Linked DNA regions of Homo sapiens: region 1 is linked to region 2. A link is an interaction called in ENCODE POLR2A ChIA-PET data of the cell type or tissue named here. Cell type or tissue: PC-9. All regions are shown on one strand. Links, peaks and the distances in the headings refer to the core of each region. The heading gives the core; the rest is flanking DNA.

Region 1 (15,493 bases), core at 6,497-8,996, 69 kb after region 2:
CAAATCGTGAGCATTTAGGCTCTTTCATCAAATATGAAAAACCCAGCCCAGTTCATGGCTCATTCGGCAGCATCCCTGAGACGCTTTACAGCCCTAAACCCTAAAATGTCAAAAGGCCGTCTTATTCTCAATATACATTTTATTACCCAATCTGCTCCTAACATTAAATAAAACTCGAAAAATTAAATTCCAGCCCTGAAACCCCACAACACGACTTAATTAACCTCACCTTCAAGGTGTACAATAATAGAGGCATCCAAGTAGCAACATATTTCTGAGTTGCAATTCCTTGCCTCCACTGTGAGACAAACCCCAGCCACATCTCCAGCACACAAGAACTCCAAACGCCTGAACCGCAGTGGCCAGGGGTTCCTCCAGAACCTCCTCCCCCAGGAGCTTGCTACAAGTGCTGGAAATCTGGCCACTGGGCTAAGGAATGCCCAGAGCCCAGGATTCCTCCTAAGCCATGTCCCATCTGTGCAGGACCCCACTGAAAATCAGACTGTTCAGCTCACCTGGCAGCCACTCCCAGAGCCTCTGGAACTCTGGCCCAAGGCTCTTTGACTAACTGCTTCCCAGATCTCAGCTTAGCAGCTGAAGACTGACACTGCCAGATCGCCTGAAGCCTACAAGACCATTACAGACACTCTGGGTAACTCTCACAGTGGAAAGTAAGTCCGTCCCCTTCTTAATCAATACGGAGGCTACCCACCCCACATTACCTTATTTTCAAAGGCCTGTTTCCCTTGCTTCCATAACTGCTGTAGGTATTGACGGCCAGGCTTTTAAACCTGTTAAAACTCCCCAACTCTGGTGCCAACTTAGACAATATTCTTTTAAGCACTCCTTTTTAGTTATCCCCACCTGCCCAGTTCCCTTATTAGGCTAAGACATTTTAACTAAATTATCTGCTTCCCTGACTGTTCCCAGACTACAGCCACACGTCATTGCTGCCCTTTTCCCCAGTTCAAGGCCTCCTTTGCATCCTCCTCTCATATCACCCCATCTTAACCCACAAGTATAAGATACCTCTACTCCCTCCTTGGCGACCGATCATGCACCCCTTACCATCTCATTAAAACCTAATCACCCTTACCCCCCTCAATGCCAATATCCCATCCCACAGCACGCTTTAAAAAGATTAAAGCCTGTTATCACTTGCCTGATACAGCATGGCCTTTTAAAGCCTATAAACTCCCCTTACAATTCCCCCATTTCACCTGTCCTAAAACCAGCCAAGGCTTACAGGTTAGTTCAGAATCTGTGCCTTATCAATCAAATTGTTTTGCCTATCCACCCCGTGGTGCCAAACCCATATACTCTCCTATCCTCAGTACCTCCCTCTGCAACCCATTATTCTGTTCTGGATCTCAAACATGCTTTCTTTACTATTCCTTTGCACCCTTCATCCCAGCCTCTCTTCGCTTTCACTTAGACTGACCCTGACACCCATTAGGCTCAGCAAATTACCTGGGCTGTACTGCCGCAAGGCTTCACAGATAGCCCCCATTACTTCAGCCAAGCCCAAATTTCATCCTCATCTGTTACCTATCTCGGCATAATTCTCATAAAAACACATGCTCTCCCTGCTGATTGTGTCCGATTAATCTCCCAAACCTCAATCCCTTACAAAACAACAACTCCTTTCCTTCCTAGGCATGGTTAGTGTGGTCAGAATTCTTACACAAGAGCCAGGTACGCACCCTGTAGCCTTTCTGTCCAAACAACTTGACCTTACTGTTTTAGCCTAGCCCTCACGTATGTGTGCAGCAGCTGCCGCTGCTTTAATACTTTTAGAGGCCCTAAAAATCACAAACTATGCTCAACTCACTCTCTACATTTCTCAAAACTTCCAAAATCTATTTTCTTCCTCATAGCTGATGCATATACTTTCTGCTCCCCGGCTCCTTCAGCTGTACTCACTCTTTGTTAAGTCCCACAGTTATCATTGTTCCTGGCCTGGACTTCAATCTGGCCTCCCACATTATTCCTGATACCACACCTGACCCCCATGATTGTATCTCTCTGATCCACCTGACATTCACCCCATTTCCCCATATTTCCTTCTTTCCTGTTCCTCACCCTGATCACGCTTGATTTATTGATGGCAGTTCCACCAGACCCAATCGCCACACTCCAGCAAAGGCAGGCTATGCTATAGTACAAGCCACTAGCCTGCCTCTCAGAACCTCTCATTTCCTTTCCATCATGGAAATCTATCCTCAAGGAAACAACTTCTCAGTGTTCCATCTGCTATTCTACTACTCCTCAGGGATTATTCAGGCCCCCTGCCTTCCCTACACATCAAGCTTGAGAATTTGCCCCCACCCAGGACTGGCAAATTAGCTTTACTCAACATGCCCTGAGTCAGATAACTAAAATACCTCTTAGTCTAGGTAGACACTTTCACTGGATAGGTACAGGCCTTTCCTACAGGGTCTGAGAAGGCCACCGCAGTCATTTCTTCCCTTCTGTCAGACATAATTCCTCAGTTTAGCCTTCCCACCTCTATACAGTCTGATAACGGACCAGCCTTTATTAGTCAAATCAGCCAAGCATTTTTTCAGGCTCTCAGTATTCAGTGAAACCTTTATATCCCTTATGGTCCTCCGTCTTCAAGAAAAGTAGAATGGACTAAAGGTCTTTTAAAAACACACCTCACCAAGCTCAGCCGCCAACTTAAAAAGGACTGGACAATACTTTTACCACTTTCCCTTCTCAGAATTCAGGCCTGTCCTCAGAATGCTACAAGGTACAGCCCATTTAAGCTCCCGTATAGACGCTCCTTTTTATTAGGCCCCAGTCTCATTCCAGACACCAGACCAACTTAGACTGCGCCCCAAAAAAACTTGTCATCCCTACTTTCTTCTATCTAGTCACACTCCTATTCACCATTCTCAACTACTCATACATGCCCTGCTCTTGTTTACACTGCCAGTTTACACTGTTTCTCCAAGCCATCACAGCTGATATCTCTTGGTGTTATCCCCAAACCACCACTCTTAATTCCCTCTTAGAGTGGATAGATGATCTTTGCCGGCAGGGCACCCTCCAATATTTCCACCCTGATGAATTTCTATTCTTTACTTTTATACTCACTCTTATTCTCATTCCCATTCTTATGCCACCCTCTACCTCTCCCCAGCTATCTCCACCACACTATCAACCTTACCCATTCTCTCCTAGCCACAACTGCTGGCGAACAGCAGTTGGCTTTGCATTTCCCTTTCTTCCAGTGCCTACATAGCTGTCCCCGCCTTACAGACAGACTGGGCAACATCTCCTGTCTCCTTACACCTCTGAACTTCCTTTAACAGCCCTCACCTTTACCCTCCTGAAGAACTCATTTACTTTCTAGACAGGTCCAGCAAGACCTCCCCAGACATTTCACATCAGCAAGCTGCCGCCCTCCTCCGCACTTATTTAAAAAACCTTTCTCCTTATATTACTCTACTCTCCCCATATTTGGACCTTTCACAACACAAACTAGTATTCCTGTGGCCGCTCCTTTATGTATCTCTCAGCAAAGACCCACTGGAATTCCCCTGGGTAACCTTTCACCTTCTCGATGTTCCTTTACTCTTCATCTCTGAAGCCCAACTACACACATCACTGAAACAATTGGAGCCTTTCAGCTCCATATTACAGACAAGCCCTCTATCAATACTGACAAACTTAAAAATGTTAGCAGTAATTATTGCTTAGGAAGACACTTACCCTGTATTTCACTCCATCCTTGCCTATCTTCCCCTTGCTCGTCAGACTCTCCTCCCAGGCCCTCTTCTTGTTTACTTATACCCAGCCCCGAAAAAAACAGTGAAAGGTTGCTCGTAGATACTCAACGTTTTCTCATACACCATGAAAATCGAACCTCCTCCTCTATGCAGTGACCCCATCAGTCCCCATTACAATCTCTGACAGCTGCTGCCCTAGCTGGATCCCTAGGAGTCTGGGTACAAGACACCCCTTTCAGCCCTCCTTCTCACCTTTTTAGTTTACATCTCCAGTTTTGCCTCACACAAGGTCTCTTCTTCCTCTGTGGATCCTCTACCTACATGTGTCTACCTGCTAATTGGACAGGCACATGCACACTAGTTTTCCTTACCCCCAAAATTCAATTTGCAAATGGGACCGAAGAGCTCCCTGTTCCCCTCATGACACCGACATGACAAAAAAGAGTTATTCCACTAGTTCCCTTGATGGTCAGTTTAGGACTTTCTGCCTCCACTATTGTTCTCGGTACTGGAATAGCAGGCATTTCAACCTCTGTCACGACCTTCCGTAGCCTGTCTAATGACTTCTCTGCTAGCATTACAGACATATCACAAACTTTATCAGTCCTCCAGGCCCAATTTGACTCTTTAGCTGCAATTGTCCTCCAAAACCGCTGAGGCCTTGACTTACTCACTGCTGAGAAAGGAGGACTCCGTATTTTCTTAAATGAAGAGTGTTGTTTTTACCTAAATCAATCTGGCCTGGTGTATGACAACATAAAAAAATTCAAGGATAGAGCCCAAAAACTTGCCAACCAAGCAAGTAATTACGCTGAACCCCCTTGGGCACTCTCTAATTGGATGTCCTGGGTCCTCCCAATTCTTACTCCTTTAATACTCATTTTTCTCCTTTTATTCGGACCTTGTATCTTCCGTTTAGTTTCTCAATTCATTCAAAACCGTATCCAGGCCATCACCAATCATCCTATACGACAAATGTTTCTTCTAACAACCCCACAATATCACCCCTTACCACAAGATCTCCCTTCAGCTTAATTTCTCCCACTCTAGTTCCCACGTCACCCCTAATCCTGCCTGAAGCAGCCCTGAGAAACATCGTCCATTCTCTCTCTCCATACCACCCCCCAAAAATTTTCACTGCCCCAACACTTCAACACTGTTTTATTTTTCTTATTAATATAAGAAGGCAGGAATGTCAGGCCTCTGAGCCCAAGCCAAGCCATCACATCCCCTGTGACTTGCACGTATATGCCCAGATGGCCTGAAGTAACTGAAGAATCACAAAAGAAGTGAATATGCCCTGCCCCACCTTAACTGATGACATTCCACCACAAAAGAAGTGTAAATGGCCGGTCCTTGCCTTAACTGATGATATTCCACCACAAAAGAAGTGAAAATGTCCAGTCTTTGCCTTAAGTGATGACATAACCTTGTGAAAGTCCTTTTCCTGGCTCATCCTGGCTCAAAAAGCACCCCCACTGAGCACCTTGCGACCCCCACTTCTGCCCGCCAGAGAACAAATCCCCTTTGACTGTAATTTTCCTTTACCTGCCCTAATCTTATAAAACGGCCCCACCCCTATCTCCCTTCGCTGACTCTCTTTTTGGACTCAGCCTGCCTGCACTCAGGTGATTAAAAGCTTTATTGCTCTCACAAAGCCTGTTTGGTGGTCTCTTCACATGGATGCACATGAAAGTCCCAGCTACTCAGGAGGCTGAAGTGGGAGGATTGCCTGAACCTGGGAGGTTGAGGCTGCAATGAGCTATGATCGTGCCACTGCACTCCAGCCTGGGTGACAGAGTGAGACCCCATTTCAAAAAAAAAAGGAGGGGAGGTGGCATGGTTTGATGACAAGGAAGAGATTAAGAGTCATTGCAATAATAATATAAGACCATCCAATAGGCTGTTTTTCAATTTATAATGGCATTTGTTCTTTAGCGATTGAAAAACAAAGTCATTTTCCACTTCACTGGTGATAAGTCAATATTTTTATTACAAAGAATGACTGCTTTCTTCTTTTTCCTTTTGCCTAAATGAAATTCTTAATTGATTGGCATTTAACTATGTAAAGCATTCAAACAGAAGTGTTAGGAAGACATCTCTCACTCAGCTCAGAACAATATATTCTTAAGAATGTATTGCCTCAATGTGGAAGCCATTCTATAGCGTGGGCACTTTGCCGCTGCTGTCAGATCCTGCCAGGTACCTGTTACAGACGGCCAAAGGAGAGTCCTCAGAAACCTCTGACGTAGACAAGAGATGATCAGTGTCAAACACTCTAAATAAATCCTCAAAACAACTCTGGAATTTGTCCAAAAACAAAATCCCAGCAAGTTTAGTTTAAAGGTATAATTGGCGGGAACATATTGTAAGGACAGAAGTATAAAAATGAATTACTAATCATTCAAAAAGAAAAAAAATTTAAGGCATAGTTGGCTTTTTTAGTCATTCATTAATCAGAAACAGCTTATCTCAGATTTAGAAAGGTGCTCCAGTGAGCTGGGCAGAAGAGGTGGGCTTCATAGGCAGAAAAGACTGATGAAAGCTAAAATGAGGAACAAAAAGCAAACTGGTCATTACAAAGCTGTTTTCCTTATAGAATTAAAACAGTGGGGACCTCCTTATCATGCTGGCTCAGACAGACTGGGCCCCTTTTGATTGGCTGATGTGAATCTCCTGTTTTTTGGAAAACTGGCTCATTTTAAACTTTAGTTTGACTATGTAGCACCTAGCACAAGTGACTGCACTCTGGTTTTGTCTTGTTTGTTGGGGCCTGAAGGAGGAGTTACTCCAAAACAATGGCCTCCCATAAATATAACAAAGTTATAACTATTTCCATTTCACAGATTGACATATCAGGTCAGTAAATAAAGGCAGAGAGAAAAACAAAGTCCAATAAATAACATGCCTATCATAGGGAAATAGATGGGTTAGGTTTTCAGTAGAGCTTTAATAAATCTATGTTAGTTTGAATTATAACATCTATGGAGGGCAGTTTGGCACTACCTATCAAAACATAACTGTGCTTACCCCATAACACAACAGTTCCACATACTGGGATTTAGCCCACAGATACATGCATACCTACAAGAAGTGCACGTGTATCATATCCATTTTAGCAGTGTTGAAATAGCAAATCTTGGAAGTCTACTATGAATGAGTGCCAATAATAGACTGGTTAAATCACTTTATGGCACATCCATCAATAGAATATTGTGCAGCCATTAAAAATGAGGCCGCTTTTTCTGATGTAGAAAGATCTTTAAGGTATGTTAAATGAAAAAAGAAGATATGGAACAGTGTGAATGTTTGTATAAAGAGTAAGCATTTATGAATTTACATGTATTTTTATATTCACATATATTATATATTTATAGGCTATCTTCAGAAGGATGCATAAGAACCTAGTAAGATAGCCTGCCTCCTGTGAGGGAAGCTGAGTGACTTTGGTGACTAGAGGGAAAGAAACTTTTCACTTTGTACCTTTTGAATTTTGTACCATGTCCAGGTACTATTTAGGAAAACAATTGTTTTTAACAATTTAAAAGAGGTCTATAATCCTCTGCTGAGGCCCAAGGAGGTAAACCACAAGCCCAAGGTCACAAAAGGTGGGAAGAAACGAAACCAGGGATTAGCACTGGATTCGTCTGATTCCCACATCCACACACTTTCCTCAGCACCACGCTGCTGTTCGTCCAATTCTCCTCTGCATCACAGCTAATGATGAGATCCTAAGGCTGAAATAGAGCTCTCACCATCTAAAGGGGCCCATTTCCCACCTTCAGCAGGAATATTTTGAACTTAACCTGAAAGAGACCTGCCTCTTACTAAAAGAAATCCAGGAAGGAGATTACCTTAGTTTTCCTGTTTCAGTATCTTACGAATAATTTTATTTAGCAAAGCTTCTTTTCAACATTTGGTAGCAAACCAAGCTCCTGAATAATTTACAAAATAAAAATTTCATAAACCTATACTGTGGCTTCAAGTTAGCACCTTGAAATACTGATTCATTCATTTCAAGAGCGTTTATTGGGCTTGGAGGCCTGTTGGGAGATGAGTTGAGCATGCAGGAATCTACGATATGAGGAAGAATGTGATGCCAACTATAAGCAAGACAGGCAGGAGGCTCCTTCAGAGCCCAGGTCACATGCCACAGGTCCATAGGGCCCAGCCAGTGCCATGAGTGAGCAGCAGGGCCCCTGGGGGCATGGAAAGCTCAAGCCCTGTCTCAAGGGGCAACCACTGCTCCCCTCTCCTCTATCAATGCCTTATGGGAATGAGGGATCCATGTTGTTTATCTTCCTATTTCATGTGGAATCTCTTAACTTTTATGTAGTGGCTTATAAATTTTAAAAGCCACCAGGCATCTCAGATAAAATGTGTCTGTGGGTAAGTTTGAAAGTCTTGCTGTAGTGTTTTCATGCACTTCCTAGAATTCCCCCATGGACAAAGAGGCAGTTCAATGTTTGGGCCAAAATCAAAAGCCCTTTTCTCAGTCTGGGTGTAGAGAAAACTCCCAGTGTGGTAGCCTTGTTCTCTTGGCCCTGATTTCCCCTTACCCTGTCACCATTTCCTTAGACTGTCCTTGCAGACAAATCTTCAACTCTGAATTTCCAGAGCAAATTTTCCCAAAGGGTTTTCTGCAGCCCACCTCTCACAGACATGTCTTATCTTTAAGAGCTGCTCATGGGGTAACTATTCCTGTAATAATGGTGATGTCCTGGATGTGATACATTGCTGTCTTACCAACTGCTCACACCTAGTGAAAAAACAGTAGTGAAAGCCATCTTTGTCCCCAGGTATCTTCATTATTGACTTTAATTCAGGGCTTTCCTCGCTTAGAATTGCCATGGCATTGGAAGGGTCAGGAGAAGGGACTAAGCTCTAGAATTTTGAGAATTTTCTAAAGAGAACTTGAATATGGGGGCAGACTAGTCTTCTAGCCAAGAAACTTGGGTTTCAGCCCTTGTTCTGCTGCTGTGTGACCCTGGGCAAGTCATTGTTGCCAGTTAAATATCCATTTGCTCCTCGATACAATGCAGACTCTGATGAGAATATCCCTAATGTCCCTTCTGGCCCTTGTTGTCGAGTTTCCCTGATCCTGATCTGAGTGGACTTAGTGGACATAGAGAAAGCTACTCTCAGTAAGAACTTGGTGGATTGACACATGGCTGATTTAAATAATAACTGTCAGGGCTCTGAGCCCAAGCTAAGCCATCATATCCTCTGTGACCTGCACGTATACATCCAGATGGCCGGTTCCTGCCTTAACTGATGACATTCCACCACAAAAGAAGTGAAAATGGCCTGTTCCTGCGTTAACTGATGACATTGTCTTGTGAAATTCCTTCTCCTGGCTCATCCTGGCTCAAAAGCTCCCCTACTGAACACCTTGTGACCCCCCACTCCTGCCCACCAGAGAACAACTCCCTTTGACTGTAATTTTCCTTTACCTACCCAAATCTTATAAAACGGCCCCACCCCTGTCTCCTTTCACTGACTCTCTTTTTGGACTCAGCCCGCCTGCACCCAGGTGAAATAAACAGCCATGTTGCTCACACAAAGCCTGTTTGGTGGTCTCTTCACACGGACACGCATGAAATTTGGTGCTGTGACTCAGATCAGGGGACCTCCTTTGGGAGATCAATCCTCTGTCCTCTTGCTCTTTGCTCTGTGTAAAAGATCCACCTACGACCTCAGGTCCTCAGACCCACCAGCCCAAGGAACATCTCACCAATTTTAAATCGGGTAAGCGGCCTCTTCTTACTCTCTTCTCCAACCTCTCTCACTAACCGTCAGCCACTTTCTCCTTTCCACTCTTCTGTCTCTCCCTTCTCTTAATTTCAATTCCTTTCATTTTCTGGTAGAGACAAAGGAGACACATTTTATCTGCGAACCCAAAACTCCGGCGCCGGTCATGGGCTGGGAAGGCAGCCTTCCCTTGGTGTTTAATCATTGCAGGGATGCCTCTCTGATTATTCACCCATGTTTCAGAGGTGTCAGACCATGCAGGGATGCCTGCCTTGGTCCTTCACCCTTAGCGGCAAGTCCCATTTTTTGGGGGGAGAGGCAAGTACCCCAACCCCTTCTCTCCATGTCTCTACCCCTTCTCCACCTTTCTGGGGGGCAAGAAACCCCCAACCCCTTCTCCTTCACCCTTAGTGGCAAGTCCTGCTTTTCTGGGGGAGGGGCAAGTACCCCAACCTCGTATCTCTGCACCCCATCCCTTATTTCCATGCCCTGACCTCTTATATGTCTGCACCCTGATCCCTTATTTCCATGCCCCAACCTCTTATATCTCTGTGCCCTGATCCCTTATTTCCATGCCCCGACCTCATATCTCTGTGCCCCAACCCCTTTCCCGCTTTTCTGGAGGGTAAGAACCCCCGAACCCCTTCCCTCCGTGTCTCTACTCTTACTTTTCTTTAAACTTGCCTCCTTCACTATAGGCAACCTTCCATCCTCCATTCCTCCTTCTTCTCCCTTAGCCTGTGTTCTTAAGAACATAAAACCTCTTCAACTCTCACCGGACCTAAAACCTAAATGCCTTATTTTCTTCTACAATGCCACATGACCCCAATACAAACTCAACAGTGGTTCTAAATGGCCAGAAAATGGCACTTTCGATTTCTCCATCCTACAAGATCTAAATAATTTTTGTCAAAAAATAGGCAAATGGTCTGAGGTGCCTGATGCCCAGGAACTCTTTTACACATAGTCCCTCTCTAGTCTCTGTTCCCAATGCAACTAGTCCCAAATCTTCCTTCTTTCCCTCCCTCCTGTCCCCTCAGTCCAAACCCCAAGTGTCGCTGAGTCTTTGTAATCTTCCTTTTCTACAGACCCATCTGACCTCTCCCCTCCTCCCCAGGCCAAGCTAGGTCCCAATTCTTCCTCAGCCTCTGCTCCTCCACCCTATAATCTTTTTATCACCTCCCCTCCTCACACCTGGTCTGGCTTACAGTTTCATTCCATGACTAGCCCTCCCCCACCTGCCCAGCAATTTACTCTTAAAAAGGTGGCTGGAGCTAAAGGCATAGTCAAGGTTAATGCTCCTTTTTCTTTATCCCAAATTAGTTAGATTTAGGCTCTTTTTCATCAAATATAAAAATCCAGCCCAGTTCATGGCTCATTTGGCAGCCACCCTGAAACGCTTTACAGCCCTAGACCCTAAAAAGTCAAAAGGCTGTCTTATTCTCAATATACATTTTATTACCCAATCTGCTCCTGACATTAAATAAAACTCCAAAAATTAAATTCCAGCCCTGAAACCCCACAACAGGATTTAATTAACCTCACCTTCAAGGTGTACAATAATAGAGGCAGCCAAGTAGCAACATATTTCTGAGTTGCAATTCCTTGCCTCCACTGTGAGACAAACCCCAGCCACATCTCCAGCACACAAGAACTTCCAAACGCCTAAACCACAGTGGCCAGGTGTTCCTCCAGAACCACCTTCCCCAGGAGCTTGCTATAAGTGCCAGAAATCTGGACACCAGGCCAAGGAATGCCCACAGCCCAGGATTCCTCCTAAGCCATGTCCCATCTGTGCGGGACCCCACTGGAAATCAGACTGTTCAACTCACATGGCAGCCACTCCCAGAGCCCCTGGAACTCTGGCCCAAGGCTCTCTGACTGACTCCTTCCCAGATCTTCTTGGCTTAGCAGCTGAAGACTGACAGTGCCCGATCGCCTCAGAAGCCTACAGAACCATCACGGACAATCTAGGTAACTCTCACAGTGGAAGGTAAGTCCGTCCCCTTCTCAATCAATATGGAGGCTACCCACTCCACATTACCTTCTTTTCAAGGGCCTGTTTCCCTTGCCTCCATAACTGCTGTAGGTATTGATGGCCAGGCTTCTAAACCTCTTAAAACTCCCCAACTCTGGTGCCAACTTAGACAACACTCTTTTAAGCACTCCTTTTAAGTTATCCCCACCTGCCCAGTTCCGTTATTAGGCCGAGACACTTTAACTAAATTATCTGCTTCCCTGACTATTCCTGGACTACAGCTACATCTCATTGCCGCCCTTCTTCCCAATCCAAAGCCACATTTGTGTCCTCCTCTTGTATCCCCCCAACTTAACCCACAAGTATAAGATACCTCTACTCCCTCCTTGGCAACCGATCATCCACCCCTTACCGTCTCATTAAAACCTAATCACCCTTACCCCGCTCAATACCAATATCCTATCCCATACCATGCTTTGAAAGGATAAAGGCCTGTTATCACTCACCTGCTACAGCATGGCCTTTTAAAGCCTATAAACTCTCCTTACAATTCCCCCATTTTACCTGTCCTAAAACCAGACAAGCCTTACAAGTTAGTTTAGGATCTATGCCTTATCAACCAAATTGTTTTGCTTATCCACCCTGTAGTGCCCAACCCGTACACTCTTTTGTCCTCAATACCTTCCTCCACAACTCACTATTCCGTTCTTGATCTTAAAGATGGTTTTTTCACTATTCCCCTGAACCTCTCGTCCCAGCCTCTCTTTGCTTTCATCTGGACTGACCCTGACACCCATCAGCCCCAGCAGCTTACCTGGGCTGTGCTGCCACAAGGTTTCAGGGACAGTCCTTATTACTTCAGCCAAGCTCTTTCTCATGATTTATTTTCTTTCCACCCCTCTGCTTCTCACCTTATTCAGTATATTGATGACCTTCTTTGTAGCCCCTCCTTTGAATCTTCTCAACAAGACACACTTCTGCTCCTTCAGCATTTATTCTCCAAAGGATATCGGGTATCCCCCTCCAAAGCTCAAATTTCTTCTGCATCCGTTACCTCGGCATAATTCTTCACAAAAACACACGTGCTCTCCCTGCCGATCATGTCTGACTGATCTCTCAAACCCCAACCCCTTCTACAAAACAACTACTCCTTTCCTTCCTGGGCGTGATTGGATACTTCCGCCTTTGGATACCTGGTTTTGCCATCCTAACAAAACCATTATATAAACTCACAAAAGGAAACCTAGCTGACCCCATAGATCCTAAATCCTTTCCCCACTCCTCTTTCCGTTCCTTGAAGACAGCTTTAGAGACTGCCCCCACTCTAGCTCTCCCTGACTCATCCCAACCCTTTTCATTACACACAGCCAAAGTGCAGGGCTGTGCAGTCAGAATTCTTACACAAGGACTGGGATCGTGTCCTGTAGGCTTTTTGTCCAAACAACTTGACCTTACTGTTTTAGGCTGGCCATCATGTCTCTGTGCAGCGGCTGATGCCACCCTAATAATTTTAGAGGCCCTTAAAATCACAAACTATGCTCAACTCACTCTCTACAGCTCTCATAATTTCCAAAATCTATTTTCTTCCTCACACCTGACGCACATACTTTCTGCTCCCTGGCTCCTTCAGCTATACTCACTCTTTGTTGAGTCTCCCACAATTACCATTGTTCCTGGCCCAGACTTCAATCCAGCCTCCCACATTATTCCGGATACCACACCTGACCCTCATAACTGCAACTCTCTGATCCACCTGACGTTCACCACATTTCCCCACATTTCTTTCTTCCCTGTTTCTCACCCTGATCACAGTTGGTTTATTGATGGCAGTTCCACCAGGCCTAATCACCACACAACAGCAAAGGCAGGCTATGCTATAGTACAAGCCACTAGCCCACCTCTTAAAACCTCTCATTTCCTTTCCATTGTGGAAATCTATCCTCAAGGAAATAACTTCTCAATGTTCCATCTGCTATTCTACTACTTCTCAGGGATTATTCAGGCCCCCTCCCTTCCCTACACATCAAGCTTGAGGATTTGCCCCCACCCAGGACTGGCAAATTAGCTTTACTCAACATGCCCCGAGTCAGATAACTAAAATACCTCTTAGTCTAGGTAGACAATTTCACTGGATAAGTAGAGGCCTTTCCTGCAGGTCTGAGAAGGCCACCACAGTCATTTCTTCCCTTCTGTCAGACATCCTCAGTTTAGCCTTCCCACCTCTATACAGTCTGATAACGGACCAGCCTTTATTAGTCAAATCAGCCAAGCATTTTTTCAGGCTCTCAGTATTCAGTGAAACCTTTATATCCCTTATGGTCCTCCGTCTTCAAGAAAAGTAGAATGGACTAAAGGTCTTTTAAAAACACACCTCACCAAGCTCAGCCGCCAACTTAAAAAGGACTGGACAATACTTTTACCACTTTCCCTTCTCAGAATTCAGGCCTGTCCTCAGAATGCTACAAGGTACAGCCCATTTAAGCTCCTGTATAGACACTCCTTTTTATTAGGTACCAGTCTCATTCCAGACACCAGACCAACTTAAACTGTGACCCAAAAAACTTGTCATCCCTATTATTTTCTGTGTAGTCATACTCTTATTCACCTGTTCTCAACTACTCGTACATGCCCTGCTCTTGTTTACACTGCCAGTTTACACTGTTTCTCCAAGCCATCACAGCTGATATCTCCTGGTGCTATCCCCAAACCACCACTCTTAACTCTTAAAGTAAATAAACAATCTTTACTGGCAAGGCTATGCTGAGTCTCCTTAGGCACTCTCTAATTACATGTCCTAGGTCCTCCCAATTCTTGGTCCTTTAATACCTGTTTTTCTCCTTCTCTTATTCCATTTAGTTTTTCAATTCAAACAAAACTGTATCCAGGCCATCACCAATAATTCTAAATGACAAATGTTTCTTCTAACAACCCCACGACATCACCACTTACCACAAAATCTTCCTTCAGCTTAATCTCTCCCACTCTAGGTTCCCACGCCGCCCCTAATCCTGCTCAAAGCAGCCCTGAGAAACATCGCCCATTATCTCTCCATACCACCCCAAAAAAATTTTCACCATCCCAACCCTTTACCACTATTTCATTTTATTTTTCTTATTAATATAAGAAGACAGGAATGTCAGGCCTCTGAGCCCAAGCTAAGCCATCATATCCCCTGTGACCTGCAGGTACACACCCAGATGGCTGGTTCCTGCCTTAACTGATGACATTCCACCACAAAAGAAGTGAAAATGGCCTGTTTCTGCCTTAACTGATGACATTGTCTTGTGAAATTCCTTCTCCTGGCTCATCCTGGCTCAAAATCTCCCCCACTGAGTACCTTGTGACCCCCACTCCTGCCCGCCAGAGAACAACTCCCTTTGACTGTAATTTTCCTTTACCTACCCAAATCTTATAAAATGGCCCCACCTCTATCTCCCTTCTCTGACTCTCTTTTCGAACTCAGCCCGCCTGCACCCAGGTGAAATAAACAGCCATGTTGCTCACACAAAGCCTGTTTGGTGGTCTCTTCACACAGACGTGCATGAAAATACTGCAGGACAGGAAGATAAGGGGAGAGGGGCATCCACCAAAGGTGTGATATTTTTATTCATCAATGAATGATGCACAGATTTTGTCAAAGTAAGTTTTTGTCCTGAAATGCTTGAATCAGCATGAGGCCATGCAGCATAGGACCATGAGAAATGAACCACTGGGTTTTTCCTTTTCCTCTCCCCTGAGCCCAGCTGGCAATGCCAAGTGATAGGTGCTCTGATGGGAAAGGACAAGAGGCCACAGGAACATGGATGGCAGGATCTAAACCAGGGTCTAGAGGAGTCCAGGAAATCTTCCAGGACTAAATTACCTGAAATTTTATGTAGAGGCCTGAAATCTGAGTAAGAGTTAGTCAGGCAAACAGAAAAAGGAAACACATTCTAATCAATGAGAACAGGGAAGGTAAGGGCCAGAGTTGTAAGAGAGTCACCACATTAGAAAAACTGATTGAAATTCAGTATGGCTGGAGCACGGAGTG
Region 2 (15,493 bases), core at 4,872-7,371:
AAGCTCTACAGGCAATTCTCCCTTGCCCTCGTCCAGCTTCTGGTAGCCCCAAGAGTTCCTTGGCTTGTGGCAGCATAATTTCAATCTCTGCCTCCATCTTCACATGGTCATCTTCCCTCTGTGTCTGTGTCTCTTCTCTTCTTACAAAGACATCAGTTTTATTTAATTAAAGATCCACCCTACTCCAGTATGTTAACTAATGATATCTGCATCCATCCTATTTCCAAATACAATCACATTTACAGGAACCAGGGGTTAGGACTTTAACATATCTTTTGGGATAATCCAATTCAACCCATAGTAATCATTACCATTGTCAAATTAGCACTTGTTGGAATGGACATTTCCATGTAGGGTAAAATGTGTTCACTTCATTCTTGTCATAGCCCTGGATAGAGCTGCCTCAGAGCTTGCCTGTACTCATTTCAGTCAAAAACTGATTTAGATGCTGGGCTTATAGAAGTTTCAGATCTTCTGGATAGAAAAAAAAAGAGGGATTTTAATTTGTGAAGAAACTGCAAAGGCAATACATTAATGCTGCTCTGTTGTTTTTATTAAGGAAGCTATAGAGAAAGTTAGAGTTCATCAGTAGGGCAGTTTCATTAGAACCATTTTTTTCTGACTAGCAATTTCTCAGTATTCTGGGTTTACACATCTAATTCCTCCAGAAGTTTCCCAGGGGGAGAAAAGACAACAAAACTTGAATAAAATTATGACTGTTGCACTTCATGAATATATTATTCTAGTACCAGGACTCTCCAGGACAATTTGTCCTCACAGTTTATTCAGAAGAGGGTAGGATAAGAAAAATGCACACATATTTGTATATGTATATAAATGTTATGTATACATGTATCTATATATAAATAAATACATATACACATAGATATGCAAAGGGTGAGTCCTTATCGTAGCTCCCCAGAACTAAATGTATCATTTGTCATTGATAATATAAGCATAGGTAGAAAATGCTTCCAGTAAATTCCAAGGGAAATGAGTAATTAAGAGAAATACTTTGATGGTGATTTGAAATCCCCATTTTAAAATGTATTTCAAGCTCTTGCCAATTGATTCAAGTATAGGTCATTTCCCCCATTTGCTCTCCATGTCACAAACATCTTTAAATATTGATTATTTCTTTGGCTACTACTAAAATCATGTCATACTACCATATTGAAAAAATTATGGAGATTTTTTTTATTACCCTAATTTGTGAGCTTTGGGCTGTTTATAATTTTTCTATGAGTCATTTTGAAATCCAGGATGCTGCTCAGGAACTCAAATAACAGTGATTTTGTATGCTATTATTCAGCTCCTTCCATACAGAGAACAGACTCTAACGTGCATCTAATGGAGTTAATATAATAAGTGCACTTTTCATGTGAGCAATTCCCCAGTGGGTTGCTGCTTTCTCTTTGAACATGAATCACAGATTACAAAATCTATAAGTAACAAAGCAAAATTTCTTATGCATCTAAAGGAGGAAAGATACCTTGTCACATCTTATTTTATATTCGAAATGCCTTTTCAGTGAAGGTAAGATATTTGTTTCCTAAATTTTTGACTAGTAGAAGGTGCCTCGGTACTTTCTTGGGGTCAAAAATAAGATAAGTGAACTAAAATGGATAACAAAGTGTCCCAAACTGGTAATGATAATGTGAACCAATTTTGAGTTATCATCCAAATGATGTTTTCAAAAGAACACAGAGGAGTTCTCGTCAGAGCATTTTATGTTGATTTTTTTTCTTTTGCATTAATGGTTTGCTCATTCCTGAATCTTGCTTGTTTAAATTGAACAAGCCGCAGTGACAGGCAAGAATGACTCTATTCTCTCTCGTCTTCTAAAAATGGCTTCAGGCAAAATATCATTTTTTCCTCCTGTTTTCCTGATGAAATCAGATAGTCGGATGGCATCTGTTCAGGAAAGAGGGCAGCAGCACGAGGTCTCTGGTGAAACCTAGCCACTCTGATTTGAATCTACATTCACCAGGTATCTTGTAGGGCTCCAGGCAAATGCTACCAGGCTTTGCCCCACTCTCTCCTACTCATCACTTGACCACCATGCCACTTTCACCAAGTTTGAAGTCCCTGGAACACCATTTGTTGATTCATTAACCAACATTTATTACACAACTGCTATGTGTCAGACACTGCTCTAGGTGATGGGGGCCCAAACATACTGTCCCTACCCTCAAGGACAATACTGATTATCTCTTAATCCCCAGGAGCCCCTAGAACACTCGGGCATTAGGCCCCTAACATCCCAGCAAGCCCATTCTGGGTCCCATAGAATTAAAGAATCTGAAGCTAATGCATATTTACTCAGATTTCTATCCCCCGATTTGGATTTGTGGGTTCAAGGGAAAGATTCCAAAGAGGGGTGGGAGTGGAAACTGACATTTCTCTGTACTTCCTGTACATAGTCTGCAGTTGGCCTTATCTGTGGGCACTGTAACTTCTAGGGATGGCTAGTGCCATTTTGAGCCTGAGTTGTTTATTTTGCTCTATAAACTTAAATCTCAGCTGTGTCATCAACAACTAGAGAGAGGAGTAAGGACTCTGACTTCTATTTCTTTGGAATCTGCATATTGTATTATACACCAGTAGGTTCTATAAACATGCTCTTGAGAGGCATATGAATGCATGCTACTGATTTGTCATCAAACTTGTCCTCAGTGTGAATGCACAGATTGGTGTCAGCAGCAACAACTCAGAAGGGAGCTCTCTCTTTTCTTCCTAAATGGCTCTAATAAACACCATCCTGTCAAACCCCAGACTTCTCTTTCACACACTCAGCATATCCTGCTCATGTGTGTGGGAGCTGTAATCACTTCTGGGGTAATTCAAAAATCCTGAATCAACCAAACACTAAACACAGTGATAGGTGCACAGTGCAAACTTAAAAGATATTTGGAGTTGAAACCAAATGTTCTATGAGAAATCTCAGGGGGTCCTTCTGAAATTCGGTCCCTGTGAGCATGACTTGCCTGAGGCCCCCTCTAAAACACGTTCCATCTCTGCTTTCCTCCCTCTTCCTCCCCACATTTCCCTGGAGGGTACAGGCATGCTTGGGTTGGTGCCCAATCCTGAATGACTCAGGGAGTTTACTTTCCTGGTAACATTCCCCAGCTGCCATTTAGAAATAAAAGAAAACAAATACATGGGGCCAGGAGGCCAGGAGCCAGCCAAGAGGTGGTCCTGCATACTGGTTACAGGCTCAGACTCTAGGGTCAGGTAAATCTGGATTCAAATTCAGGCTCTCTCACTTGCCAGTTTTGCACTTGATGGAAATTATGGAATTTCCTTAATGCTCATTTCCTGATCCATGACTAATGATAGTGCCTCTCTTGTGGTTTACTGTGAGGATTAAATAATGGCATTAATGGGAAGTCTTTAGCAGAGAGTCTAAGAGAGAGCACAAGCTCAAACTAAATGTTGCCCAAAAGCATTTTTCTGAGATGCTCTTTTCCTATGCTTCCTGGGGTCTATCCTGGTCTTTATGCCTCTTTGTGGCTGCTAGAATCCCTCTTCTTGAGGATTTCCTCTGCTTGGCTGCCTCTGCCACTTCTCTTTCTCACCCATTGCATCACATCAAAGATGCAGACTCTGATATATACCCTAGCCTAAAGCTCTACTTCCCAGGAATGGGGGCTCCCAACCAATAGTCTCCCTGACCCCAGATCACTCTCCATCAAGCTCCTCCTAGCTTGTTCAAGGCATCTTGTAGCCCGAAACAGTTGACACAATAAAGAATAATTTTGCTTGGTTACAATTTATAAGTGTGTCTTGATTTTATAGGTATCACATGCTATAACCATAAGCTTTATGTTTGTTCTTATTTGAATAATAGCATGATAAAAATAACTCAAGTGAATGCTGCAATAGTTTCTTTTAAAAGTTCTGTGTGTTTTGTAAGTTGAAAAAGATGGGTTTAAAGGATTAAAGTTACAGCATTTCAAAGCTTTTTTATGAAATGTATAACATGCTAATGTTTACTGTGTAGTACATATGTAAATGCCTTACTTGATTGTACATGTTTTGAGCAGAAATGGAATTGTATTTATATATCTCTATAGTGCCTACTACTGAGTTTTGCCTGTCACATGTTCTCAATATATATCCTAATCATGCAGCAAATGGTTACTGAGTATCCGCCTTGTGGGAAGCAATCTACAAGGCTTTGTAAGGAACACAAAGATGAGAATGACACAGGTCTGTCCTGGAAAGACAAGTGATAGGTAACCAGCCAGCTACCATAAGGGGAGGGTGGTTGGTGTGGTCGGAGATAAAAATTAAATGCTGGAGGTTCAGAAAGGGAATATGTGCTTCTGGTTAAAAGACCTCCCTTAAACCTCATGGAAGAGGAGGCATTTGAGCTGAGATTTGAAGGAGATGTAAGATCTGGACATGCCAAGATGGAGCAGGAAGGCTTTGTAGACAGATGTGACAACTTGATCAAAGACCAGAATGCACACAATACAAATAGAATATGGGCAGGAATCTGATTGGTGGTAAGTATGCTAAGTAGGAGAACAAGCCAAGAAAGCAGATTGGACCAAATCCTAAGGAGCTTGGCTGCAGGCTGTGAGGAGTTGTTCATGGAAAGTTTTTGATTAAGTGAGCAACATAGACAAATTATTCTGGTACTTCCCATTTTCAAAGAGTAAAGAACAAATATCCTAATGAAATGTAATCCAGAATCACAAAGTTTTGAAGGATGTGATAAAATTGGAAGAGTAGAGGATTTTCTGGAATCTATTGCAAAGGCCAGAGTGGGAATTTCTCAGGAGCTTCATGGCACTTAGAGCTGAAACCATATGTTAGACCCTTATCTATCCTCATCAGTATGATGTTTGCTGCTTACATCTGTCAAGTCAGGCAACTTATGAGGCACTCAGAGCCTCACAATCCACACTCACTGATGGAACAAGTAGATATTTCTCAAAGATGAGTAAGATTCTGTTTAGTTCTTTCCTTCAAAGAGACTTCTGAATAATAGGAAGAAGACAATCACTCTGATAATATTGTTCCTTGAAAGCCTGTTCCCAAGGCAAATGACCCATGAGAATGGAGCCTGCTGAGTGAGGGGGAAGAAATTGGATGTAGAGATACCATTTAGGAGGCCAATTCAGCCCTCTATGAGAGGCATAGTAAGGAACTTAATGTGAGGGCCACAGGGTGGGGAGAGGGGGTGGAAAGAAGGGAAGATGGGAGTTTAAAGTGTAGACTTAAAACAAACAGGGCTTGTCACATCATTGGATATTAGATGGGGTAGAAAGAGAAGTTCAACATGACCCTCGCATCTTGTGTGTTTAAAGAGATGATGGGGCCATTGCTCCATCAGTAAGAGCATGTTGGGGAATAGGGGGAGTTGATGAGCCTGGAATATTTTGAGTATCACTGTGACTAGATTATAGGTATCTTCATTCAGTGGTTTGCCCAAGGGAAAGGATTGTGTGATGTTCATGTGAGTAGTCCCAGCACCCAGCACAAAGCCTGATACTGAGAAATTTCTCAATAGATATCAAAGAACTGAACTGTTGACTTGAATGGCCCAGCACACAGATATGCCAGTCTGGTGCTAGGGAGAGGAGTGGATCTGCTGAGAGGTGAATGTTGAGGAGAAAGAGCATAGAGCAAAGAGGCAGAGGACAGCACCTTATACTGAGGTAGCCACACGGAATATGGGGAAAGGAAGAAAAACCCATGAAGGAAACTGAGATGGAACTTTAGAAAGGAGAAAAGAACTGAGAAAAATGCAGGGTCCCTGAAACATTGAGAAGAAAAAACTTCAAGAACAGGAGTTAGAGAATACTTTTTAAACAGGAGACTAAAACCACTAGCTGTTAAGGAAAATATGGAACAATTTAATTAATGTTAACATTTTCTGTCCTTCAAAAGTAACCATTAAGATAGTGAAAAGGCAAGCCACAGATTGGAGAAGATATTGACAACACAGGTAACTGACACTGAACATAATGGAGACTATATGAACAACTACTACAAATAAATAAGAAAATGAAAGGCAGTACAAAGGATAAACAGGCAAGAGACTTGAAAAGGTACTTTATAAATAAAGAATATCCAAATGTCCAAAATGTGTGAAAGGATATCAACTAACAATCATTGGAAAGCAAATTTAAAATATTATACAACTACCTTTATGGCCAAAATTAATAAGACTGATTATGCCAAGTTTTGGTGAGGATTTAGAACTATAGAAACTGATATACTGCTGGTGGGAGTGTAAATGAAGACAAACACAACACTCTGGAGAACTGTGTGGCACTGTTTACTAAAGTACTGGATAATGCAATCTATTCCTCAGTAATTCCACTCTTAGGCATATCTCCAGAAGAAATGTGTGCCCACACATCAAAAGACATACACAAGAATGTTTAGAGCAACACTATTCATCCTACCTCCATCTGGAAACAACGCAAATGGCCATCAACAGTAGGATGGATAAATAAATTGTGGTATATTGTGTGAAACACTATAAGAGCAATAAAAATAACTAAACTGCATCTAAATGCAGGAAAACAAATAAATCTCACAAATATAATGTTGGCTGAAAGAAGCCAGATCCAAAATATTATTATAACCAAACAGAATATACTGTTTGGGGCCAGGCACAGTGGCTCATACCTGTAATCCCAGCACTTTGGGAGGCCGAGGCAGGTGGATCACCTGAGCTCAGGAGTTCGAGACCCTCCTGGCCAACAAGGCGAAACCGTGTCTCTACTAAAAATACAAAAAATTAGCCAGGCATGGTGGCGGGCACCTGTAATCCCAGCTACTTGGGAGGCCAAGGCAGGAGAATCACTTGAACTCGGGAGGTGGAGGTTGCTGTGAGCCGAGATCATGCCACTGCACTCCAGCCTGGGTGACAGAGTGAGATTCTGTCTCAAGAAAAAAAAGAATATACTGTTTGGTTCCAATTGATAGACAAAACTAAGTATTTAGGGGTGCACACTAGTGGCAAAAGAGTAAGAAAAGGCAAGCAAGTAAGTGATGTAGAAACAAGGGTAGTGGTTGCCTTGAGGAGGGCAGGATGGGAACTGGAAGGGTCGCAGCTGGGAGACTGGCATTGTTTAATTTCTTGTCCTGGGAAGTGATTACATGGATAACAATCCATCAAGCTGTGTATTCATGTAGCTTGCACATTTGTATACATATTTTATTTTAGAGGAAAAAAAATTTTTAAAGAACAGGATGGTAAAAAAAATTACAGCTATTTCAGTGTGGGGTTTACGTGGATAATAGCAGAGGACAGACTCTTGGCTTTATGGGTTACTTTTAATTTTCCAAAGAAGAGTTTCAGTAAGACAGGACAGAAGCTACATTTTAAGGGGTTAGGGAAGAAATTGGTTTTAAGGAAATGGAGGTCAATAGTAAAGACATGCAAAGGTTTTTTTGACAAAATGAAGGAGAAAGAAGAGGAGGCAACTTGATTGGGTAGAAAGTTTCCACTTTATTTTTAAGGCTATAAGTGTCTTCAATATAAAGACAATCTGGAGAGGTGAAAAATTCAAATGATAGCAAAGATAATTGATGGATAAGGTAAATGACATGTGGCAGTATTGGCTGTCATTGAGGGGTTACTTCCTAAGTGGTAAACATAAAGGAAGAGCTCTCAAGGATGGAAAAAAGGGGGGTCAAAGAGGAAAACTGGGGTTCAGAGGTCCCCCTTCTGCTCAGTGACACAGAAGGTAAGAGGTGCTAAAGCAGCCTTGAGGACCTGAGAAAGGTATACATGCCCTACGTAGACCCCAGGGTCTGTAGGTGGCATCTCAGGTCTAGCTGAAGTTGGTAGGAAGAACTTGGGTGGATTTGATCAGCAAGGCTTTTGAGGTTCTCTAGCAAGTACAACAGATTGGAAAGAATAATGATGAACTGGACAGTGTCATTTATCATGGTCCATACATTGATGGTAAGGGCAGGCACTGCTGTAGCTATATTTGCAGGGAAAGTTCAGAAAGCTGAAGAGATCAGAAAAATGATATTCCCTTGTTCTTCTCAACAAAATAACAGAGAAGATTATTTGCTGAGGGTGGAGGGATTGAGAGCTTTAAAGAAACTGATAAAGTTTGAAAGAGTCATTGAAGGCAATGAAAGAAGAGCTGATCAAAGTCAAGTTCAAGAATTGACTGACAAGGCAACACGGAGAGCCAGGCTGAGGTTTGGAGCCATGAGTCTGCTGTTGCATGAATCTGCAGGCTGTGTTCCCAAAACACCAAAGGTTCAGTCTAGGTCCTGCTGCTCACCTCACAGAAAGCCAATCACTGAGACAAGAGTATTTCCAGAGAAGAAGGCTTTAATTAGGTACTGCAGCTGGGAAGATGGGACGTCAGTCTCAAATCCATCTCCCTGACCAACTAAAACCAGGAACTTATATAGCAGGGAAGAAATGTAACATGCAGGAAAACAGGAATTAGGGAGGGGTAGGGAAGAGGAGTTGGTCAACAGAAAGCAAGTGGTCAGATAGGCAATCATGATGGGTGAGGGGTCTGGAATGTTGTCCAGATGGAGTGAACTGGTACGTTCCAGTTCCTTGATGCTATCTGGGAGGACTGATGTTTGGTTTCCTGGGAAAGAACTCAGATAAGACAAATTTATCTTCCTTAAGTTTTAAGACTGGAAGAGTCAATTTTTATGTTTATTCAAAAGAAACCATAGTATCAGTTCTATGGGTCAAGTGAAATCAGTTGAATGGGACAATTGGACTTGTTTCAGTTGTAGGATTTTCTCCTCAGCTTCTTGGAGAAGGAAAAATAAAACTGCAGTACTAATCCCATACCATGTTTTGCTAGATGAATATAGCAAGGGACAGGGTGAAGAAGTGGTGGCAAGAAATTAGAAGATACTGGCAGAAATTGGTTTAGGATCTCACCATGTGGCCCAGAATTTGAAAGAAAAGATAAAAGAGGAATTTCTGGATAAAATGAACCTCGATAGTCAAAGAACAAAGGCAAAAGAAATAGAGTCATGAGAACACTGGAAATTTTGAATATTGCAATCTGGGAGGATATTAAGATAACTGTTCCAACTAGTGACAGTTTCTAGGGTGTAAATGGATGGCTGAAGTAGAAACAAGGTCATTAAAAGAAGTGGTCTAGGAACTGAAAGGCTAGGTGATCAGATAAGCCTAATGGATGAATGTTCATAGGATGATAAATAGGTTTCAGATTTTATGCCAACTCAGCCTGAACATTCTGGCTGCCTCAGTGCAGTATTGAGAGGGATTCTGAGGCCATTTTAAGGGCCAGACAAAAAGAGTGCAGGAGTTGGCATGTAGAAGAAAACAGAGTAAGGTATGACTCAGGAATTCAAAGAATGAGAGGTAGTGACTAGTTCAAGAAGAATTGCAGGCATGCAATAAATATTAATCACCAAGTTGATATTCTTTTCTTTCCAGTCAGGCTATATTTCTTCTCTTATCTCTCTTCAACTAGTTACCACCATGAACCCAAATCCCCATTCATTTTAAAGATGGCTTAAAATCTTCCTTTGCCAGCACTTTTTGAGTTTTGTCCAATCAGAGGTCACTCAGTGGAAAACTGTACAGCAACATCCATACACACTTAAGGAATTCCAAGCCATTCACATTGAACCCACATGGTCTCTTAGGAGTGCTCCCAGGGTTGTGTAGAAGAAAAAGAAAGCAAATTGGACCCTTTACAGAAAACACATTTTTATTATCTGTGAAACTCAACTGGCCATTTAGAGTATGATTGTTCTGTACTTGGAACAGTGGAAAGATGGGCCAAGTTATAACACATTAAGCATGCATATTATTTCAATTAATACTCATGATGGCCCTGTTGATGAGATATTATCACTACCATTTATTTAACAAAGTATTTAAAATACTTTGTTATTTTAAATTAAAATTACATCTTTCATGTAACAAAATACAGATGCATGGATAGCATAAATTAAAAGTCTTTTTCTCAACACATCTTACACCCTTGTCCATTTTGTTGACAGAGACAGTCCCTTTGAGATTAAAACACTTGTCAAAAGTCACATAGGGAGTGGAAGAGGTAGCAATGAAAGCCATGTTTGTCTAACTAAAGACACTTTAATCTTTGTTTTATTACTTAAACACCATTGCCTAGTACTAGTCTTTTCAGGAAGGATATTACAATGAGCAGAAAAGATAATAAGCGGCGATCATGAAGACTACTTATTATTAACTAAACAGAAAGATGAGGCAATGTCAAGTGATATGGTTTGGCTCTGTGTCCCCACCCAAATCTCATCCTGAACTGTAATAATCCCCATGTGTCAAGGGTGGCACCAGGTGGAGATAATTGAATCATGGGGGTGATTCCCCCATGCTGTTCTCATGATAGTGAGTGAGTCCTCACAAGATCTGATGGTTTTATAAGGGGCTTGCCCCTTCACTCAGCACTCATTCTGTCTCCTGTGGCCCTGTGAAGAGGTGCCTTCTGCCATGATTGTAAGTTTCCTGAGCCTCCCCAGCCATGTAGAACTGTGACTCAATTAAACCTCTTTTCTTTATAAATTACCCAGTCTCAGGTATTTCTTTATAGCCACGTGAGAACAGACTAATACATCAAGGAAAATGGAAACTGACACAAATGTAAAAATTCTATTGAGACAGACTGACCTAAGCTGGTTCTGTCTATGGTTCTGGACTTGCTTATAAAAGCAAGTGACAACAGCAAAAATATGGAATCAATGTAAGCGCCCAACAATGGATGAATGGATAAAGAAAATGTGGTATACATACAGAATAGAATATTATTCAACCATACAAAAAGAATGAAATCCTGTCATTTGTGACAACCTGGATGAATCTGGAAGACATTTTATTAAGTGAAATAAGCCAGATGCAAAAAGACAAATACTATATGATATCACTCATATGTAGAATCTAAAAAAAATTGAAAGGCTAGGCATGGTGGCTCACGCCTGTAATCCCAACACTTTGGGAGGCCTAGGAGGGAGGATCACTTGAGATCAAGAGTTCAAGACCAGCCTGGCCAACATGAGGAAACCCCCATATCTACTAAAAATACAAAAATTAACTGGGCATGGTGATGTGCACCTGTAATCCCAGCTACTCGGGAGGCTGAGGCACAAGATTCACTTGAACCTGGGAGGAAGAGGTTGCAGTAAGCCAAGATCATGCCACTGCACTCTAGCCTGGGTGACAGAGTGAGACTCCGTCTCAAAAAAATAGATATCATAGAAGCAGAGAGTAGACGGGAGGTTGAGGCAGGAGGATCACTTGAGCCCAGGAGTTTGAGGCTGCAGTGAGCTATGATTATGCTGCTGCACTCCAGCCAGGGCAACAGAGTGAGACCTTACCTCTAAAGAAAAAAAAAAAAAGAAAGAAACAGAGAGTAAACAGTGGTTACCAGAGACTAGAGAGGGGAGTGGGGAAGAATGGAGAGAGAGTGGTCCACGGTACAAAGTTATAATTAGATAGGAGGAATAAGTACCGCTGTTCTATTGCACAGGAGGGTGACTGTTACAAAATAGCTAGGAGAGAAGCTTTTGAATATTCTCACCACAGAGAAATGATGAATGCATGAGGTGATGGATATACTAACTACTCTGATTTTATTGTTATACAACATATATATGTATTGAAACCCTAAATTGCACACCATAACTATGTACAATTACAATGTGTCAAATTTTTTTAAAAAGGCAATTGAACATATAGTTGACTTTCACTTCAGCCAAAGATGGAGTAATAGGGACAGGACTTACTTTCCTCCTGAAAAAAATCTGGAGAAAATATATGAAACAACCAAGACCATGGACATCAGCAATGCAGGACAGTAATTCCTATGGACAGTTGCCCTAGGTTACCGCCTGGAGAGAATGTCCAAGCTGTGCCACAGGGAAGTGGAAAGCAGAAGGGCCCAGTGTTCTCTCTGAGTGGAGGAGATGAAGCAGGGAGTCTGGGAAGGTGGAGTCAGCTGGAGTTCTTGGGGCAGAGTTGCAGAGAGGAAAAATCTGCATGCTAAGGGAACTCCAGAGGTCTGTGGAAGGTTCCCTTTGGGTCTTTAGCTCCATACTGATTGGCACATGTAAGATAAGAAACTATCTGAGGTCGGTATACAAACCAACCAACAGGATTAGAGGGAACATAGCTGAGGCTCACACAGAACCAGGAATAATTTCTGATCTACCAGCCACAGTACAAAACCTCTTAATTCACTGGGCATCAGATGGTGTATTGAAAAGGTCTTTGCCTCAAAAGAGGAGCAAAATTAGGTCTAGAATAAATGATGCTCTGGTCTCACCTAAAGAAAAACCTTAAAATCAAGACCCAGAAAGATCAAAGTGTGTCTAGATAACTTAATTGTTAGGACAAATCTCATGCATGTTTATAGGAATATACAAATATTCAGCACTCAACAAAGTAAAGCTGCCAATGTCTAGCATCCATTCAAAAATTATCCAGCATGCCTCTTCCTCAATCCATGTTTTCAGTTCTGATCCATCTGTTCCATATTATTTCCAGCTGTACCTTAGGTAGCAAATGTTAAATGTGTCTTTCCTCTCTGCCACTTTCTCTGAATTCTTAGCAGCTTTCACTAGGATTTTGAAACTGCATTCCTGTACCCAAAGACCTCTAGGCCTCACTTGGTTTCTCTCCACTCTCCTGCTAACATAGCCTGAAGCCACCTTTTAGAGAGGATACAAACAAAAACAAAAACCCAAAAACAAACCAAAAAAGGAATGTTGTAGGCCCCAGCAATTTCTTGGTGTAATTCATTTACTAAGAACTGCTCCTTTGGGGACGAATAATCCAGCTTGTCTGACAATTTCTATGTATTATATGCCACTCAGTACAAAGTGTAGTAGTTTAATGACAGGAAGATTTGTGTTGTGAGTAATCTGAGCAAATGTTCCTCAAAGCCACAAGAAGCTTAGGGTTTAAAGGCAAGAAATTTGGGAACGTTTTAAATGTGACTCATCCAGGTAAATAGGACCACAAATATAAAATTCAAAACACATGCTCTAAAAATATCCACATCTTCACATGAAGCATGCTCTCCTTATGTAATAAGGCATGTCTTTTAGATATTTTTCAGAAAGAATCTGATTTCATTCTTGAGAAAAGCTATTAAATTCTAAGATCTGTGCTTTGTGTGATCTCAGTCTCCTGACTAAAGCCTCAGGCAATAATAATATATCAAAAACAAAATCGGCATTGAAAAGATTTTAAAATAGAGGGAACTGCAATAATCTCTTCCTTCCTGGAGGCAGGTCTCTCAGGCTAGGGATGGAGTCACAGGATTCACCTAGAAACGCTTGGTATCCTTGGGATGTCCTCTTAGGTAAGAAAACAAACAAACATCCAAGTATTTGTCAGATTCCTACCACGTGCCAGATTCTGTGTTGTGTGCCAAAGGCTTGGAATAAAATGAAGCCACGCCCCAGCCTCGCAGTTAGTGATGCTCTTATTCAAGTGGTTTTGGTTTGGCTGCCTCTGACACTTTATTCCATGTTGCCTAATAGTTTTAAAAGCCCCTATTTTATAGTCAGTGCATCTTTCTGTGGGTCCCCAGAGAAGGGAAGACTGTGAGGTAAGGGAAATACAGTTTCTTCCCTCCTCCCTCTCTCTCCTCCTCCTTTCATGCCCTTCTGGGCTCTCTGACAAGGGCTGTTGTGGGCGGGGGAGCTCGCAGCGTTTGAGGCTTTAGTTTTAAATTCTGTTCAGGTTTTCCTCTAAGTACTGCTCTTCACTGTGTCTGCTCATAACTGAGTCTCCCCACTTTCCTGGCTCTGCTTATTCTTAGAGCTCAAAGGCCCCTAGGATCACTTCTTCTGCCCCAGCCAAACTCAGCTCTCCCCTCCATTTTGATGTACCAGAAACAACTTTCGGTCCACAAGAAACAGTGGGTTTGTTTGGCAAGTCCCAGGACACTGGGGTATGGCCTGGCAATCAGACCCTGCTGGGCTGGGCTGTGAGTGGCATGTGAATGTGAACGCTCCTACCATGAGCGGCATCAGGCTGTGTCCTGCTCCTTCCCCTTCTTTCCTTTGTATATAGTGATCCCTGTCCCTGGAACTCTTCTCTCATTCCTGCCTACTGCCTCTATTTTCACCTAGCCAACTCCTTTCTTCAAATGTTTCCTCCTATAGAAGTCTTTGGGGGTTAGGTAGTGTTATGGACTGAAATGTTTCCTCTGCTCCCAAATCCATATATTGAAATCCTAAACCCCAGTTTTCAGAATGTGGCTTTATTTAGAGATAGGTTCTTTTCAAAGGTAGTCAAGCTAAAATGAGGTCATTAAGGTGGGCTGTAATCCAACATGACTGGTGTCCTTATAAAAAGAGAAAAGTGAACACAGAGCCGTGCAGAGGAAAGATGATACAAGGAGACACAGGGAAAAGACAGCCATCAACAAGCCAAGGAGTGAGTCTCTCACAGCCCTCAGGAGGAGCTAGCTCTGCCAACACCTTGATCTTGGACTTCTAGCCTCTAGAACTGTAAGAAAATAAATGTCTGTTGTTTAAATCGCCCCACCCATGGTATTTTATTATGGCAGCCCGAGCTGTTGCACTTAGCCTCTCTGAGCTTCAGTTTCTTCATGTATTGACTAGGGGTGATAATTTCTATTTTATGGGTGGATGTGAGGATTGAATGAGATGATATATATGAACATCCCTGGATAGATGGCTGTTCTGTGCACAGGGACAGGCAGGGCATGTCTGCACAGCAAGTGGGGACTGAAGCCAATTTGGGACTTATTGATCATCAGGTGCCTATGGGACATCCAGGAAGACACTCTAGTAGCAATGGCACATACAGTGCTGGGTGAGTGCCAAATCCATGTCAACTGAATTCCTTTATTTTCCCTGTTCCCCATTTCTCTCTCCCTCATTTTCATATGTGTAATCCAACAAGGCTGATGTTCTCCACACCGCCTTTCCATCTCCACTCTTCTCTCTACTCCTTATAACCTGTCAGCACAAACAATAAAATGTGTATGTATCTATCTATCTGCCTCTATTACCTGGGAAGTCATTTACTTTATGAAAAAAATAAAGATTGGAAACCCATGGGGCTTATGGAGGATGTAGAGAATGTTTGAATGGAGCAGGGCTTCCTTTGTGTCACAAAGACGATAGTGGGTGGTATGGATGATTTGTGAGGTTTTTGATGGTACTTACCATGAGGAGACTTGGGGAGGCAAACCAACTCATTTATAAATATGAGCTACTTCCTTCGAACATTTTATACTGAGACATGTAGATAGAAATGCCTCAGGCATGAATTCTTGGCAATTTAGTTGCTTCTGGGTTTTAGAGAAACAAATTTAAGTGCATTAAATGATTATATCTGGGAAATTATACCATACTGCTTTGAAATTAAAAAAAGCTCTGTCATAAGCTCAACATGTGTAAGTATATGTAAATGCGTGTGTTTATGTGTGTGTGTGTGCGTGCACACACATACATGTGTATTTGTGTGTTTGAATAAGAAAGTAAACTGAGG

Evidence for each region. Peaks named below come from ENCODE experiments on the same cell type or tissue, not always from the same donor. Only the 100,000 strongest peaks of a DNase experiment are listed, where the experiment ranks them.
Region 1: POLR2A ChIA-PET joins it to region 2 with 17 read pairs; 1 of 35 experiments calls an interaction of 5 or more read pairs at or near these places.

What each region holds. Positions count from the first base shown.
Region 1 is chr3:170,671,692-170,687,184 of GRCh38, reverse strand. The region is part of intron 2 of SLC7A14-AS1 (SLC7A14 antisense RNA 1); the gene reads right to left. Among named protein-coding and RNA genes, the nearest start is that of SLC7A14, 93 kb to the right of the region's middle. RefSeq lists enhancers at 4,818-5,536, 8,807-9,308. In PC-9, for the core only: no CTCF peak of the experiment used is centred there; a DNase peak (open chromatin) is centred at 7,784.
Region 2 is chr3:170,739,370-170,754,862 of GRCh38, reverse strand. SLC7A14-AS1 (SLC7A14 antisense RNA 1) reads right to left here. Exons shown (of 6, transcript NR_135556.1): 6 at 1-474. Among named protein-coding and RNA genes, the nearest start is that of RPL22L1, 120 kb to the left of the region's middle. In PC-9, for the core only: no CTCF peak of the experiment used is centred there; no DNase peak of the experiment used is centred there.